Regions from separate parts of the Homo sapiens genome. Here region 2 is linked to region 1. Evidence: read pairs that join two places in POLR2A ChIA-PET (ENCODE). Cell type or tissue: GM12878. All regions are shown on one strand. Links, peaks and the distances in the headings refer to the core of each region. The heading gives the core; the rest is flanking DNA.

Region 1 (5,382 bases), core at 330-5,329:
AAGCTTCATATTTACATTTACCTTTAAATTGCTCTAAAAGAGCCAGAGACTGGACATTAAAAACAAACAAACAAAAGATTCAGAGTCTGCAAGGAAGCTATTTCACTATCCCCATGCTGCGAGCTGGTTAAGCTCTTTAGCTCAGATAGCCCTATTTTCTCAGGGAGCAATGGAAAAAACAGATCTCCTACTTAAAAATAACAGTAAAAACAAGAAACACACTGCACTATATTGGTAAACCTCAAACTCACGTAAGTCAGTTACCTGCCCCGATGGGAGTTTAGAAGTTGGTGCTACTACTCTTAGTACTGCCATAAGATGTCACCAGAAAACAGGACCCTGAGTTCTAGGAAAAGGGATAAGAATGGACAACAGGTGGGAGCCACCAAACTATTCCAGGCCGGATGACAGAAACCTTAAAAGAAAAGTTCCAAATACAATTAACTGACCAAACCCCTCCACACAGTGGAGAGGCTTCATAATCAATAAAGACAACTTCCCACCTCTGAGCACTTACAACAAAGATGCAGATGTATCTTTGGCAGTGGACTTTTTTTTATTGAGTTCTATCTCCTTTTCTTCACAAGCATGTATTAAGCAAGTTTTATGTGTTATACTTTCACTGGGTGTTGTGCAAAGACTAAAAAGTCATCAGCTCTGCCCCATAGTGGGTGGTTGTTAAATGTTGTTAAATGAATGGATCTGTGAATATATGCATGTGTGAATGAATGAATAAATAAAGCTTATAATATGGTTATGGGAGAAAACACAGCTTTAATTTTCTGTTACTTGTCAGGGTGGTGTGTACAGAACACAGTGGTATGCGTGACCAGTTCTACCCAGGGTAGTGTGGCAAGATCTCAGACTTGAGGTGACAATTGAATGGGCGTTGGTCAGATGAAAGGAGTTTAACGTAGACAAGTAAAAGACCACAGAATGAGCAAAAGCCTAAAGCAGAGATCAACAAACTACAGCCTGTGGACCAAATCCCATCTGCTGCCTGTTTTTGTAAATAAAGTTTTATTTGGGCAGAGCCATGCTCATGCATTTATATTTTTTCCATGGCTGCTTTCACACTACAATAGCAGCATTGAGTAGTTGCAACAGAGACCACATGACCCAGGAAACCAAAAATATTAACTATCTGGCCGTTTACAAGTAAATGTCTGCCGCCCTCTGGCCTAGAGATATGAAAGAGCTGAATATTCAGGAACCTGTAGGGAAGTCGTAATAGCTGAAACTTGTAGTCCAAAAAGGGGCTCAGTGAGAGAAGAGACAAAACGGTGATCAGAGGCCAACCCTGAAGGTTCTTCTGTGCCATATTAAGAAATTCAGTTTTGCCATCGCATGTTCTCACTCATAGGTGGGAAATGAACAATGAGAACACTTCGACACAGGAAGGGGGACATCACACACCGGGGCCTGTTCTGGGGTGGGGGAAGTGGGGAGGGATAGCATTAGGAGATATACCTAATGTAAATGACGAGTTAATGGGTGCAGCACACCAACATGGCACATATATGCATATGTAACAAACCTGCATGTTGTGCACGTGTACCCTAGAACTTAAAGTATAATAATACAGAAAAAAAAGAAATTCAGTTTTGCTCCTTTAGGAAATGGGTAACAAGAGCAATTTTGCTTTTAGAAATATCTCTCAGGGATCAGGATAGACGAGAGAGATGCAAGTTTGCAGCAGGAGATCAGCTCTCCAAACTTCACATCTTATAAATTCCTTGATTCAACAAACATTGAAAAGCTTAATGCTGTCATTATGCCTCTTGCTCTATCCTTGGGAAACAGAACCTGGCACACAGACATGCCCAATCAATATTTATTGAATAAAGGAATTAAGGAAAGAAAAAAGACAATATTGTAATGGCATCATTATTAAATGGTTTTCTGAATAGGCTGCCTCTGCTATGAGACAAATAGCTGAGATTCTCACAGATTTCCAGTTTCCATACTAGCAGGCATTGAGATCCAGGCAAAAGGAGGTTAATAGTGAAACACAAGCCAGAGAGAAATTCCTCCCCTTCATCTCTGGTGCCAACATCATCAAATACCAGTCACTGGCCAAACCTGTGTTTATTCCATGCCCTGTGGCCTAATGAGAGGGGATGGGACAAGAAGCAGCTCTGCTAATAACTGTCATGAAAATAATAATATCACTTGGCTGTATGCGGCAACTTTCATTGGAAGCTCTTGAATCAATTTTTTCCTCTTGCATAACTATTATTTCCATTTTATTTCCACTAAAGGAGAAGCCAAACCACAGAGTGGTTGTGACTTGCCCAAGGTCATGGAGCAAATCAGAAGAGCAGTTTTTAAAAGCTGAGAAGGATATCAGGGGATGTAAAATCCAGTTGCCTTCCCAGCCTAGAATGGGCTGGGTTCATGACTCAGTAAGACACATGGCGTTACCTAAGCTCAGTGTCTCTGAAAATGAGTCACACTAAGGGAGACTCAGGGCCTGAGGGGCTGTGTCAGACATACGTTTTCAGTAGTCACTCATTGTCCCTGCCCATCAGATTTTAACGTCTGTCACCGAAGCCCATCACAGACAGGGCCTCTTGGGAGGTTTAGCCTATGGAACTGGGAAGGTCTGCCTTGGGGGTGTCTGTCTTTTCTGGATGTTTACCCAGCTGTCAGTTCCTATGAAGCCCAGGTCTCCCCATTCCATTATCCATCAGGAGCCCATGGCTGGGGTAGCTGTGGCTTCCACTCGGTCCATGATGATTCTGGTGTTTGCCTGTTGTCCCAGCATAATTACTAATAAATCTTTTTTTTACTCTAAAAAAATGCCCCAGTTTGGACCATAAATTAATTATATGGTCACTCTAACTGACAAATCAGGAAGCACCTATGCAGAAACCAAAAGCCCTCTTTTCATCATGATGATTCTATCTCAGCCACTTTTGTTTCATGGACCTAGAATCTTGAACTTACAATAGGCCCAAACTCCCAGTCAGTTAAGGAATCTCCTCTGAGCTATGTAAATGCTCCTGGTCATAGAGTTAGCTACACAGCCCATAGACCAGTTAATTACTAATTGTGAATAATCACTTCCTTACCTTGTACCAAAATCTGCCTTCCATATCTTTTATACAATGATCTTAGCACTATTCTCAAGAAGCTGAAAAGTCAATTCTCCCTCCTGTCCCATAAGAGAGCCCCCTTAAGTCCTCCGTTGTACAGCCCAAACACCACCAACCATCAGGAACAAATTCTAAACAGCATTTAGGAATGTAGCTTTGGAGTCAGACATACCTGGATTCGGATCTGGGCTCCATCACTCCCTAGCTAGATAGCCTTTGGTAAATACTTAACTTCTCCAATTTCACTTTCTTTGTCTGTAAATTTTGAACAAACATTAACTACTTAAGCTAGGCATGACTGGTTATGGAACCAATAGCTAGTTCTCCTTTCTTTCTTACTAACAAGGGGCTCACTTAAATGCTCTTGGATTACCCAACTTCCTTGCAGCTAGATGTGGTCATGCAACACAGTTCTGGACAAGGAGCTGCAAGTGGAGGTACCAGCTGGAGTTTCTGAGAAAGCCTGTTAGAGGGCACACATCCAGCTTGCATTCACCTTGTCAGTTTGTGCTACTTAGCTTCTCCCTTCTTTCAAATACTTCCTGCCTAAAAATTAGTTGTGAAGCACAAAATAGAACAGCTATGCTGCATACATGAGGAAGCAAGCCTCCAGCAAAAGAGACTGGGTTCTTGATGGCACCATGGGGCCTGCATACTCACTCTGAAGTGCTTACAGCTGGACTTCCTATTACATGAGAAAAATAAATCCCTCCATTGGTTAAACCATTGAAATTGGGTTTCTGCCACTTGCAGTCAAATGAATCCTAAATGACACATACTTCAGAAGGTTGTTTTGAACATAAAATGAACTTACTACAGTGCCCAGCACAAAACATATAGTGAATGGTTTGCTATTATCACTATCATAATTATTATCATTGCTACTCATTGCCATAGACCTTAGAGAGAGGGGCAAGAACATGTAGCTATAGCAATCCTTCCAACCTCTGATAGCACCAGTACAAAAATATCTGTGATCTCTTAAGCACACACAAAAAAGTCAGTTGCTGATGTTTTGACAAGTGCATCTCTGTTAGTGGCTAATGAAGCCAGTTCTTCAAAGCACCAGATCCCGAGAGCACAAAGAAATGAAATTCCACCTGGCTGGCAGGTCAGGGAGCAAGTTCTTTCCTGTAGTGAAGGGTGCGCCTGGTTTCCTCTCTGGACAGGGGATCCATCCATATTGTATAGTGCATTTCCTGGAAGTGCTGTCTTCTCTGAACGACAAGCAAAGCACAACACCTTAAGGATGTCATTATTTCATGGAAAGAGAGTTTCTGCTCAGAAACCAAAGCCACACCTAAAACCAGCTGAGCATAGGAGCACATGTTCAAATGGAGCACTGGGAAGTGGAATTAGCTTTCTATAACCTCACTGAAGCATCTGCCAAGATCAGACAAGGATGGGACTAGCTATACATTCTTCCCTGGAGTCCATCAAGCCACAGATTTGGGTTCACGGGGGCCTATCATGGTATTCATCCCACCTCCACCTACTCCCTACTGCACTCTGCAGATATAAAGAGTGGTGAAGTGGGAAAAAAAAAAAAAAAAACAACAAGACAAAACAAAACATCATAAATTTCAGAGTTCAACAGACCTAGGGTTCAAATTCCAGTGGGTCACTTCTAAACTGGGTACCTTTGGACAGACCATTTGCCCTTTCTGAGCTGCAGTTTTTGTATCTGTAAAACAGATAAGAGTTTCACAAGTTTGCAGAGGATTGAAGGAGAAAGTCTGTGTGGCAGTACCTGGTACAGGGTTATCATGAGTCCTTCTTTCCCTATCAGCAGGATGGTCTTGGCTGACTTTTTGTATTCATCACCCAAGCCCAAGGAGTGGACCCAGCTCAGGTCACTGCCACCAAGGGCAGCTCGTTTGTTGCCTTCTACCCCGTGCATCATCATCCAAGTTTTTGGGCCACACTTGGGGAGCCAAAGCCTTCTCCAAAGCTGAGGTCATAAAGCAGAAAAAGACAAAGCTCTGCTTTCAGAGAGCAGGTTTGGTTGGCAGTGAGCAAACCACCTCTCTATAGCCAATCTGCCCTTGGGTATGGGAGTGAGTCCCCAGTAAATCCAGCAAAAAGTGGCTGGCCCGCTCAGCCCTCCCACCTACCACAGCCACGCGCAACACCTGGACAAAGATCTAAGGCCTGGGAAGCAGCTTTGCCCAGCCTCTCCATCTCCGGGCACAGCCCCCTTGGGGCACAGCCTCAGGCAGGATGGAATATGACAGTCACAAGATTCACACCTCAAGCCACAAAACATATTCTTCTCCCAACGTCA
Region 2 (5,382 bases), core at 324-5,323, 250 kb after region 1:
TTTTTTCATCTGTACTGGTCTAGATCTAGTGCTGGGGACCGCTTCCAAGTGCATGACAGACCCCAGGTGATCACAGGATGGCCTAGCTATCACACTAGTTGGCCTTAAGTTAAAAGACTTTTCACTGTTATTGGGGTTGGGGGCAGGCAGGGGACTGTTTTAATTGTCCTTCTCTCTACTAATGCTGTTCATATTTTTCCACCCTGGCAGACATACGCCATCATCCAGTCTATTCTCTTATCTGGAGTGTATCCCTCAGTTCTTGCTCACTCTTAGTCACTGCCTTCTCCCCACCACCACCCCCCCAGATGTGGCCTTGCCCTCATTTGAACACTCAAATGAACTATTCAAGATGAGTAGGCAAGTACTTAATGAAACAGACAGACTTTCAAATCTGTCACCATGACATCTGTGTGAGACCTCTTTTCATAAGCTAGTTGTTTAGATGGCCAGTCATTTCTATATCACAGATATTAAGTACCCATTTAAAGCGATCATTTTATGGAAAGATAATTTGAAGTTATTGGTCTGACCAAATTTATTCTTCCTGAGATGTCAAGGGACTCTTGGATGATAAGTTACTGGATTAGGCTAAATCGTTTGTCCACAATTTATAATGATATAGATTTATATAGATGTATGTGTTCTTGCAGTTTTTAGACACAAAATATTGAGCATTCTATGTGACTGTATTCCAACCCCACCTCCAAGAATATAAGCTCTTTGAGGGAAAGATGTATATTCAGTATCTTTTCATCACATACAATTCTTGTTGAGTATCACACAATTAGTAGATAAGGAACAAAATCAGCAACTTCTTTCTCCACAGTGCTTCTCTTTAAGGTGGAGAACTTGTGCTGAATTGTCACTTTTTGACAGGAGTCAGTCTGTTCTCTGTCCTTCTAGAGGCTGAAGATTGTAAAGACAAAAGTGAATGGATTTAGTTTGGATACCATGTGCATGATGCTTCTTTCCTGCTAGCCCATTTTCATGATTCTGATTTTCTTTCGAAAAGCATTTTAAAGTGGTAAGGTTTTGCATGAAAATTTAAGTGGATAAATAACTAACAGTTACATATTTTACCTGTTCTGAAAAGGATATACCATTAATTGGCTGTAGATGTCCAATATGTGACCCTTGAGATGAGCACTTGAAATATGACTGGACTAAGGAATTGAATTTTAAATTTTATTTAATCTTAAATTTAGCCATATGATGCTAGTGGTGACTGTGTTAGCTGTAGACCCTCAAAAGCATGAAAGGTTCAAAAGTAGCAGAGTTTAGGACAGACTGGAATTAATTGGCAGATCAAGGGCCCAGAGGAGCCCAATTCTATCTGCAGGTTTGTCAATTTAGATGAGTAGACAAGTGCTTAATGAAACATGCTGGATTTTAAAACTACCATCACCAAAAGTTGGATATTAGCACATCTGCCTTAAGCTAGTAGTTTAGATGTGAATCATTTCTGGACCATAGATAATTACTCATTTAAATTTATCGGCCTTTTTTTTGAAAGATACATTTGGCTGGGTGTGGTGGCTCATGCCTGTAATCCCAGCAGTTTGAGAGGCTGAGGCGGGCAGATCACCTGAGGTCTGGAGTTCAAGACCAGCCTGACCAGCATGGAGAAACCCCGTCTCTACTAAAAATACAAAATTAGCTGGGCGTGGTGGCGCATGTCTGTAATCCCAGCTACTTGGGAGGCTGAGGCAGGAGAATCGCTTGAACCGGGGAGGCGGAGGTTGCAGTGAGCCGAGATTCTTATATCATAAATTACTGGATTGTGCTAAATCACTTATCAAATTTATATACTATTTTCATGAGGCTTTCTAAAAAGTAATTTATGAAAGAGAGATGTTGAGACACAAGGGTTCCATATTACTCATTTTTGGAAGAAAAGTTTAGTCATGCTGATGTCTTGTAGATGCAGGATTGGTTTTAAATCTGAAGCATAGACCGGGCGCGGTGGCTGACACCTGTAACCCCAGCACTTTGGGAGGCCGAGGCAGGTGGATCACGAGGTCAGGAGTTCAAGACCAGCCTGGCCAAGATGGTGAAACCCCATCTCTACTAAAAGTACCAAAATGAGCTGGGCATGGTGGTGGGAGCCTGTAATCCCAGCTACTCGGGAGGCTGAGGGAGGGAATTGCTTGAACCAAGGAGGCGGAGGTTGCAGTGAGCCGAGATTGCACCACTAGACTCAAGTCTGAATGACAGAGCGAGACTCTGTCTCAAAAAAAAAAAAATCTGAAGCATAAAATGTTTCTTCAGAAAAGCAGACACATCTTATACTAATGGTTTTTCAACATTATTAATCTCCTGTAATTTAGCTCTGTCTTGGAGAACTGGAAACATCATAGTCAATGACCTAGATACATGAGACTTTGCATTTCATTTATTCAGGACTGCAACATTTTGAATATGGATGATTTTGAACTCCCTATTTACTATTTACTAAGTGATGATGTACTTTTCAGGCGGCTAGCCACCTGCGTTATGTCCCATTATTAACGTAATCCAGGAAGTTGCTTAGAGAGCATAGAATTGTGTAACAAGAATTTCATCTAGGCAATAGAAACCAGTTTATTCCTAACCCAAACCTAGTGACCAGAAAAAGAGGCCTGTAACTCTGCAGTCCGGACCAGTAGTTGCTGTTTACTTTTCCAGTGATGCGAGACAAACTCTTAACATTTTTATTTAACTTAAAAACTAACATTCACTTGCCAGTCTTGATAGAGGGCCAGTGCCTTTGGTTGCCATAGATCCTCTGTAAGCCTCCAATTTTGAATAAAATACAAAGGTTTTGAAATCTGATTTGTAGTTTCTCTGTTGAAAGTAGAATTTGAACTTAGAGACCCTTGCATGCACTTTTGGATTTTTAATTTTCTTTTTCTAATTTTCTATAAAGTCTCATCTGGGTATAATTTGATAATGTAATAACCCCCCCTCCCTTTTTTTGAGACAGTCTCATTCTGTCGCCCAGGCTGGAGTGCAGTGGCATGATCACAGCTCACTGTAACCTCGACCTCCTGGGCTCAGGTGATCCCTTCCACCACAGCCTCCTGAGTAGCTGGTATTATGGGCACATGTCACCATGCATGGCTGATTTCTGTATTTTTTTGTAGAGGGAGTTTTGCTGTGTTGCCCAGGCTGTTCTCACACCTGCCCGCCTTGGCCTCCCAAAGTGCTGGGATGGGATTACAGGCGTGAGCCACCATGCCTGGCCTGGAATGCTGCTTTTCTAAGAGGAGGTTCTATGCCTAAATAGATACTCTCTTTTAACTCAGCATTTTGGGGGCTTGAGAGAAGGGTGGGAGTTGCTGAATTGTCAGCTTGAAACTTTCCAGTTTGGAAAAGTTCCTGGTAACTTAGTCAAATGAGAGAGGACTCCTGTGCTGGCTGAGAACTCTTAAAGGCCAGCAGCTCCTGGCAGCAGGGAGGGAGCAGGGCAGATAGAAGTGCTGGCATGCATTTAAAAGAAAAAAAAATCAGTCATGGCTCTTGCCTGTAATCCCAGTTGGGAGGCCAAGGTGAGAAGATCACTTGAGCCCATGGTTTTGAGACCTGTCTAGGCAACATGGCAAGACCCCACCTCTACAAAATAATACGAAAATCAGACTGGGCATGGTGGCTTACTCCTGTAATCCCAGCACTTTGGGAGGCCAAGGCAGGCAGATCACTTGAAGTCAGGAGTTTGAGATCAGTCTGGCCAACGTGGCGAAACCCCATCTCTACTCAAAATACAAAAATTAGCTGGTCTTGGTGGGAGGTGCCTGTAATCCCAGCTACTTTGGAGGCTGAGGTGGGAGAATCACTTGAACCCGGGAGGCAGAGGTTGCTGTGAGCCAAGACCATGCCACTGCCCTCCAGCCTGGATGATAGGACGAGACTCCATTTCAAAAAAAAAAAAAAGTACAAAAATTAGCCAGGCCTGGTGGTGGGTGCCTGTACTCCCAACTGCTCGGGAAGCTGGAGTGAGAGGATCACTTGAGCCCGGGAAGTGAAGGCTGCAGTCAGCAGAGATTGTGTCACTGCACTCCAACGTGGATGTCCAAGTGAGACCCTGTCTTAGTTATCATCATCATCTCTATGCACACTGGGAATTAAACTTCGTGATAAACCCTATGTGTTTTCGAGGGAGAACTGTTTAAATTTACTTGAAGGTAGTATACTAAGATAATTTTGTGGACACTTTTGTTCAAATTGACTTATTTATTTTTATTTTTTATTTTTTTGAGACAGAGTCTCACTCCATTGCCCAGGCTGAAGTGCAGTGGTGCAGTCTCGGCTCACTGCAACCTTCGCTTCCTGAATTCAAGCAATTCTTGTGCCTCAGCCTCCTGAGTAGCTGGGACTACAGGAATGTGCTACCACACCCAGCTAATTTTTGTATTTTTAGTAGAGATAGGGTTTCACCATGTTGGCCAGGTTGGTCTTGAACCCCTGACCTCAGATGTCCACCCACTTCAGCCTCCCAAAGTGCTGGGATTATAGGCATGAGCCACCACGCTCACCTTGAGTTGATTTTAACTTAAGTGAAGTTCAACCTAAGCTAGCCCACAAATATTCCTTTGTTTCCCCCCCCCCCTTTTTTTTTTCCTTTTTTTGAGACAGAATCTAGCTCTGTTGCCCAGGCTGGAGTGTAGTGGCATGATCTCGGCTCACTGCAACCTCCGCCTCCCAGGTTCAAGTGATTCTCCTGCCACAGCCTCCTAAGTAGCTGGGATTACAGGTGCCTTCCACCACGCCCGGCTAATTTTTTGTATTTTTAGTAGAGATGGGGTTTCACCATGTTGGCCAGGCTGGTCTTGAACTCCTGACCTCAGGTGATCTGCCCACCTCAGCCTCCCAAAGTGCTAGGATTACAGGCATGAGCCACTGCGCCCGGCCAGATATTCATTTAAAAGATGGGTATGTAATACCTGTTACCTGTTAAATAAAATCTAGGATACTTGTCTAAGGTAATAGGGTATTTTTGTAACAATTTGTAGATTTCAGTCTTTTTTTTTTTTTTTTTTCCCCCGAGATGGAGTCTTGCTCTGTTGCCCAGGCTGGAGTGCAGTGGTGCAATCTCTGCTCACTGCTCACTGCAACCTCCGCCTCCCAGGTTCAAGTGATTCTCATGCCTCAGTCTCCCGATTAGCTGGGATTACAGGCATGCACCACCACACCTGGCTAATTTTTGTATTTTTAGTAAAGACGGGGTTTCACCATGTTTTGTCCAGGCTGGTGTGGAACTCCTGACCTCAGGTGATCTGCCCACCTCAGCCTCCCAAAGTGCTAGGATTACAGGCATGAGCCACTGCGCCCGGCCAGATATTCATTTAAAAGATGGGTATGTAATACCTGTTACCTGTTAAATAAAATCTAGGATACTTGTCT

Evidence for each region. ChIA-PET counts read pairs that join two places held together with the same protein. Peaks named below come from ENCODE experiments on the same cell type or tissue, not always from the same donor. Only the 100,000 strongest peaks of a DNase experiment are listed, where the experiment ranks them.
Region 2: POLR2A ChIA-PET joins it to region 1 with 7 read pairs; 7 of 35 experiments call an interaction of 5 or more read pairs at or near these places.

The regions. Positions count from the first base shown.
Region 1 is chr12:93,135,778-93,141,159 of GRCh38, forward strand. All of the region lies in intron 3 of LOC643339 (a long non-coding RNA gene), which reads right to left. Among named protein-coding and RNA genes, the nearest start is that of LINC02412, 36 kb to the right of the region's middle. In GM12878, for the core only: a CTCF peak has its summit at 1,156; a DNase peak (open chromatin) is centred at 3,447; H3K4me3 peaks cover 961 bases; H3K27ac peaks cover 2,733 bases.
Region 2 is chr12:93,387,667-93,393,048 of GRCh38, forward strand. The region is part of intron 1 of NUDT4 (nudix hydrolase 4); the gene reads left to right. Among named protein-coding and RNA genes, the nearest start is that of NUDT4, 12 kb to the left of the region's middle. In GM12878, for the core only: no CTCF peak of the experiment used is centred there; no DNase peak of the experiment used is centred there; H3K4me3 peaks cover 2,909 bases; H3K27ac peaks cover 1,046 bases.